2 separate regions of the Homo sapiens genome follow, and region 2 is linked to region 1. The links are chromatin contacts, found by Hi-C or POLR2A ChIA-PET in ENCODE. All regions are on one chromosome and are shown on one strand. The core of a region is the stretch at or near the end of the contact, and the rest is flanking DNA. Distances in the headings are between cores, read along the strand shown.

What was found. Hi-C counts contacts between places; a loop is a spot of excess contacts on that map. ChIA-PET counts read pairs that join two places held with the same protein, here RNA polymerase II (POLR2A). Pooled maps may share reads with other maps.
Region 2: a loop to region 1 is called in a map of endothelial cell of umbilical vein, with 2.7 times the contacts of the local background. The contact joins the enhancer-like site here to the promoter of MYCT1 in region 1. A Hi-C loop is called at or near these places in 2 of 168 maps with a recorded cell type or tissue (OCI-LY7 and endothelial cell of umbilical vein), 1 of 37 single-sample maps with no recorded cell type and 2 of 50 pooled maps. POLR2A ChIA-PET finds 5 or more read pairs at or near these places in 2 of 52 experiments (IMR-90 and OCI-LY7).

The regions. Positions count from the first base shown.
Region 1 is chr6:152,696,558-152,699,257 of GRCh38, forward strand. MYCT1 (MYC target 1) reads left to right here and starts at 1,340. Exons shown (of 2, transcript NM_025107.3): 1 at 1,340-1,541. The coding sequence starts at 1,346.
Region 2 is chr6:152,300,718-152,303,417 of GRCh38, forward strand. SYNE1 (spectrin repeat containing nuclear envelope protein 1) reads right to left here. Exons shown (of 146, transcript NM_182961.4): 92 at 1,152-1,346; 93 at 1-64. Among named protein-coding and RNA genes, the nearest start is that of SYNE1-AS1, 78 kb to the right of the region's middle. RefSeq lists enhancers at 1,013-1,062, 1,113-1,512, 1,663-1,732. Within about 2 kb of position 1,419, at least 35 of the 41 ENCODE cell types and tissues checked have a DNase peak (open chromatin) inside an H3K27ac peak, as active enhancers do; they include IMR-90, OCI-LY7 and endothelial cell of umbilical vein, where a contact is called at or near this core.

The sequences.
Region 1 (2,700 bases), core at 90-2,589:
AATTAATATAACTGTCTTTTTTTGTTGTTTTCTTAGAACTACTCAGGAATATATTACAGACTTCACAAAGAGGAATACTACTTTGCACTAAGTCATATTCTAATGACTAATAAGTTAGAATATGATTAATACAAGATATATGCAAGAGTTCAGGCTAGAGTTACTCAAAGATTGATGAAGCCAGATCATGGAATGCAGTTTAGCGCAGTTACTAGGTGCAGTTTGACACGTTATTCACAATTTCCAGTGCCTCCAAAGTCCTCAGAGGATCCAGTCTAAACAAGCAAAGCTTGAGGAAAGACTCTTGAAATGTTAACTAACTTGTGTTTCTCAAAATGTTTCATGTAACTCTTTCCTATATCAGTTCTCAAACTTCTCTATAAAAAACAAATTCCTGAGATCGTTGTACCCTTTGTTATAGCACTTAACAAACTTTGTAATGAAAAATTTTGCATTTATGTTTTCCCTCCTTGATTTTAAATATATTTCTTCAATGTAGAAACTGTTTTTTCATACTAAATACTAAGTAAAGAGTAACACAAATTTTATATAAATTACACTTAGATATTTATGAAATGAATTAAATAACTTTCAAAATTTGTATACCAAATAGAGAAACAGACATGTTAAGAATATAGTGGCCGAGCGCAGTGGCGCATGGCTGTAATCCCAGCACTTTGGGAGGCCAAAGCAGGTGGATCACTTGAGGTCAGGCCTAGTTCATGACCAGCCTGGCCAACATGGTGGAACTCCATCTCTAGTAAAAATACAAAAATTAGCCGGGTGTGGTGGCACGCGCCTGTAATCCCAGCTACTCTGGAGGCTGAGGCAGGAGAATCGCTTGAACCTGGGAGGGGCAGGTTGCAGTGAGCCGAGATCGTACCACTGCACTCCAGCCTGGGCGACAGAGCGAGACTAAGTCTCAAAAACAACAACAACAACAACAACAAAGAATTTAGTAAGTATCTGAGTTTTGAATAGTCCTTTCCCCCAATTTACTATATAAATTTAATTTTCAAGCATTGGAACGTGGTCTATTTCTCAATTCTGTATACATTTAATTCAAGGTGCTGTAGCTGAGAGTTTGGAGTCTTCCTTTCCATGTCAGTAGGGGATGAGGAAACACACACACACACACACACAAACACACACACACACACACAACCCTGTTATCCTAAAAGCAGTTTTGGAGGTGGCTGAGAGGAGAGAACTTAGGAACTTAGCTGAGGAAATGATGAAAAGGACATTGTTTTGTGTCTCAGGAACCATGTGGAATTCCAAGATAAGAAAAACAGTTGCTAATTTGAGTATAAAAGCAGGAAACATGATACACTTATTTCCTTTTATGCGAACACAAGTATATGAGGGGTTGTGTAAAAATTATTTTTCTCTTGCTGTACTACAAAGAGATAGAATCAAACTGCTTTTTTTCGACATACTGGTTTTTCTTTCTGTTTTTCTTCTCTTTCTTCTATTTCTTGTGGATATTATGGCTAATAACACAACAAGTTTAGGGAGTCCATGGCCAGAAAACTTTTGGGGTAAGGTATTTTCTTTTACTGTTTAAAATTTAAAATTAGGATGTAAGAAATGCACTGCGTGATTATTAAAACAGTGAAAATCTCTGAGACATTTTGTTTACTATAATGTGATTACTTAAAGTTTTCATGTTTATTAACAGAAATCTATTTCATACGTTTATTAGCAGAAATATATTTATAGATATAAATATATACTTATATATTTATTTGTCTTTATAGTGTTCTATGAAGATATTCAAGAAGAATCTGGGTATTAAGTACAGATTTTGGCTGGTGTTACAAAATATAATTAGGAAATAGTGAGGATAAAAATAAAAAACATAAGGTGGAGGTAATTCCTGCTTAGAATATGGCATGTAGATTTTGTTGGAAAAATTAACTTTCATTTGTTTGAAGGTTATAGATTATATATTTTATTTTATGAAACTGAGATTTTCCATAGAGGCTATTTTCACTTATGTTGTGAATGTTATATGCTTTAATTTCCAAAGTGAATCCTAATAACATCTGTACTTAAATGAGTGAATTTAAAGTGCAATAACACAGGTAAAATAAATGAATGACTTTAGAGTATAACAAATAAAACATGGAATAATATGAAATTTGAGAAAACTATAGTAGAAAAGATTAAGTGGAAATAACATCACGTGTAACATTCAATGGAATCCTATCACAGGGGTTGGGGGGAAAGAACAATACAAAAGTATTTTTTGGAGAATTTTTTGTCTGAGTCCAGCCACAGCTAACAGTCCAGTGTTCCCTGATGTTGACAATGGGACTGTGCTGAGGTCAAAACTCAGTTGCTCCAGGTTAGAGGTACAAAGAAGATGGGCTCACATGGGGAGTTGACATGTACTCTTGGGTTCAGGGAAATTTTTATATTAAAGGAGGCAATTTAAATTAAATTCAGAAAAACACTTTAATGAAGAAAATAGTATATATGGACAGATCTGTTTATATGGCCAGAACAAGTTTTTAATCCTCTCAGTGTACAATTCAGACTTTCTGCTGTGATTCAAGGTGGGGTTTTGGGAACTTTCACATAAACAGTGAGCAGTAGTGGCCGACTTTTCCCAGCAATCTATATGTCTACCATCACAGAAATTTGCATGAAAAGAATTCACTCCAGTCCTTTAACCTATGTACTTTCTTAGATGAA
Region 2 (2,700 bases), core at 169-2,668, 400 kb before region 1:
TTCCCTCCTCCCCAGACTCCTCAGTGACCGGTGACAGCAAAGTGTGACAGCGACCTGCAGTCATCTGCCACGTAAAATGTAGCCCAAAGGACATGAAAATCAATTAGCTATGTTAACATAAGTCCTGTTCAGGCACAGGCCAAAACAGAGTTAATTATAAAACGAAGGTTAAAATTACTGGGACCCGAATTCACATATTAATCCTGTGTTAGTATTTAAAAGTTCTGTCTTCAAGAGAATATGATGCTAGTAATCATTTGTAAAACAATCAGGGATGGGGGTGCATATGACATTGAAGTTTTGTTGTTGATTAAATACTTCATTATTTTCCTTTCTTTGGAGAGTTTGTGGCTTTATAAATAACTGGAAAAATCACGAATCATACAAATGAGAAAAGGTCTGTGAAATAAAGCTTGGTCTTTTGTGGACATCTCAAGTTTCAAATATGGTAGGAAGATAAATGCACCCAAAGTACTGTTATTGCCAAATGGGCTCAGGTATGGTTACTCATTACCTGAGGCACAGCACATATAAGGGAAAACACACAGCACTGGGAAACATTATAGTCACCAAAATACTCAATGCATTTTAGATGGCAAGTGTATAGGAAAATAGTGGTGCAGAATAGAAAATAACAAAGTTGATTTATTTTAATCCAAAGCCAAGCTTTAGACGGTCTGTTTTCATATTTTTCTAACAATAGCTGTTCTTCTAAATTGTATTACACATTTATACAGTAGAGTACATGCACATATGTAGTTAGCTAGTTAGCGTGGAGACCACAACTAAATATATATGCCATGAATTTCCCATCCCCCAGACAACTAAAACACTGTGCAAGTAAATTATTGTTTAAAGCTCAGAGCCTCTCAGTATTATTGCGAAATTATAAACAAATACAGGGTAGACCTCTGACATGTTAAGTAATTCAGCTGTCTCGAGCACATAGTTTCATTTTAACTGTCATTGTTTACAGTGTCAAAGATTGGCCCGGCCCAACGGTAGTCAAAGAGACTTAAGGAATCTGTTCCTCCCTCTGAATCTGCAAGATCGAAGGCTGGTCCCTGAAATCAGCCACGGAGAGGGAACATGGAGCCACTCGCCAGGCTCCAGTCAAAGAGCAAAGCCGCGGGGACCCACTGGATCCTTACCATGACCACAGAGGGGTGGGCCGAAGGCGTGGGGAGGAGCTCCCCATCCAGGTCCTCTGTCCCTTCCGCCAGCCCCTCGACCTCGGTCACCGTCAGCAGCATGGTGGCGTGCTTGGCTTTCATCGTCAGCATCTTGCACTTGGAATTCAAAGAAGCGATCTGCTCCTGGTAGCCCTTAATTTTCTGCGCCAGCTCCTGAGGAAACATTTCCCCCACCGGGGTGTCAGAGCAGCATCAAAAGGAAACAGAAGTAGTAGCGTTCATCTTCCTGCAGGGCGAGCCAATGAGCGCGCAGAGCCGCGCGGGCCCGGGAGGCAGGATGTGTAGGCGGCGAGTCCTCCTGCATCTCGCTACCGAGCCAGACCGCAGGCTGCGCGGCGCGGCGCAGGCACAGCCAAAGTGCCCGAGCCCGCGTCCCCGCGTCGGTACAAAAGGAGAAATGAGGGGATGAGGCCGAATGAGTGGTTTCTAATCGCGAGAGGCCCCATATGGAATCATGAACTTCCGCAACATTAGGAACTGACAACTCTCTTTAAAAGCAGAAAGCATCTGAAATTTACCAGATGGTTCCTGCCATGGAAATTAGGTCATGTGATGGCTAAAACCACACCAAAAAAAATGCAAGGCTCAGCTCTTACCCTACTGAGTACATTCAACAGAGATGACAGTCATTTATTTTACATAGGGTCACATACTCAATAGCCTGTCTGTTCCTATGTCTCTAAGAATTTTTTTTAGATAGGCTAGATATTGCATATGGAAATCCCAATTTTTAATGCAGATTGACCCCCCAAAAAAATTTTGTATATTCATCAAATTTTTTCTTGCTCACTTCATCATGTCTCAAATGTTGCTGAGGCTTTAACTAGAACTTTAAACTTGAAATGCAATTCGGATTTAGTGTCTTTTAATTTCACTTGCTTTTGAAAAAATAATTGTTTTTTTGTTTTTGTTTTTGAGCAGACAAGAATGAAAAAATATATTATGAGAGATAGAGGTTTTAAATATTTTATTAAGAGCTTATTGGAAATATAATCTGGATAGCACATAACCCTTAAAAAGGTAACTATAGATTCATTTTAGGAGTATGGTAATTCTAAAATATTAAAGTTTTACTTTCTTGCTTAAATATTTTAAGTATCAAATATTAAAATTATACTTTATTGCATCTTTAAAAAACGAAAATACATATTTCAAAACATGATTCCTAAAAGTACAAAACTATTATTCTTTTTTTTTTTTTTTTTTTGGCTTCTTTGTTTCAGAGGCTGTCATTTATTGTGCACATAGAACACATTTTGTGGGCCGGGTGCAGTGGCTCATGCCTGTAATCCTAGCACTTTGTGAGGCTGAGACGAGGGGATCACTTGAGATCAGGAGTTCAAGACCAGCCTGGCCAACATGGTGAAACCCTGTCTCTACTAAAAATACAAAAATTAGCCAGAAATTGCTTGAACCCGGGAGATGGAGGTTGCAGTGAGCCAAGATTGTGCCACTGTACTCCAGCCTGGGCAACAGAGTGAGACTCTGTCTCAAAAAAAAAAAAAAG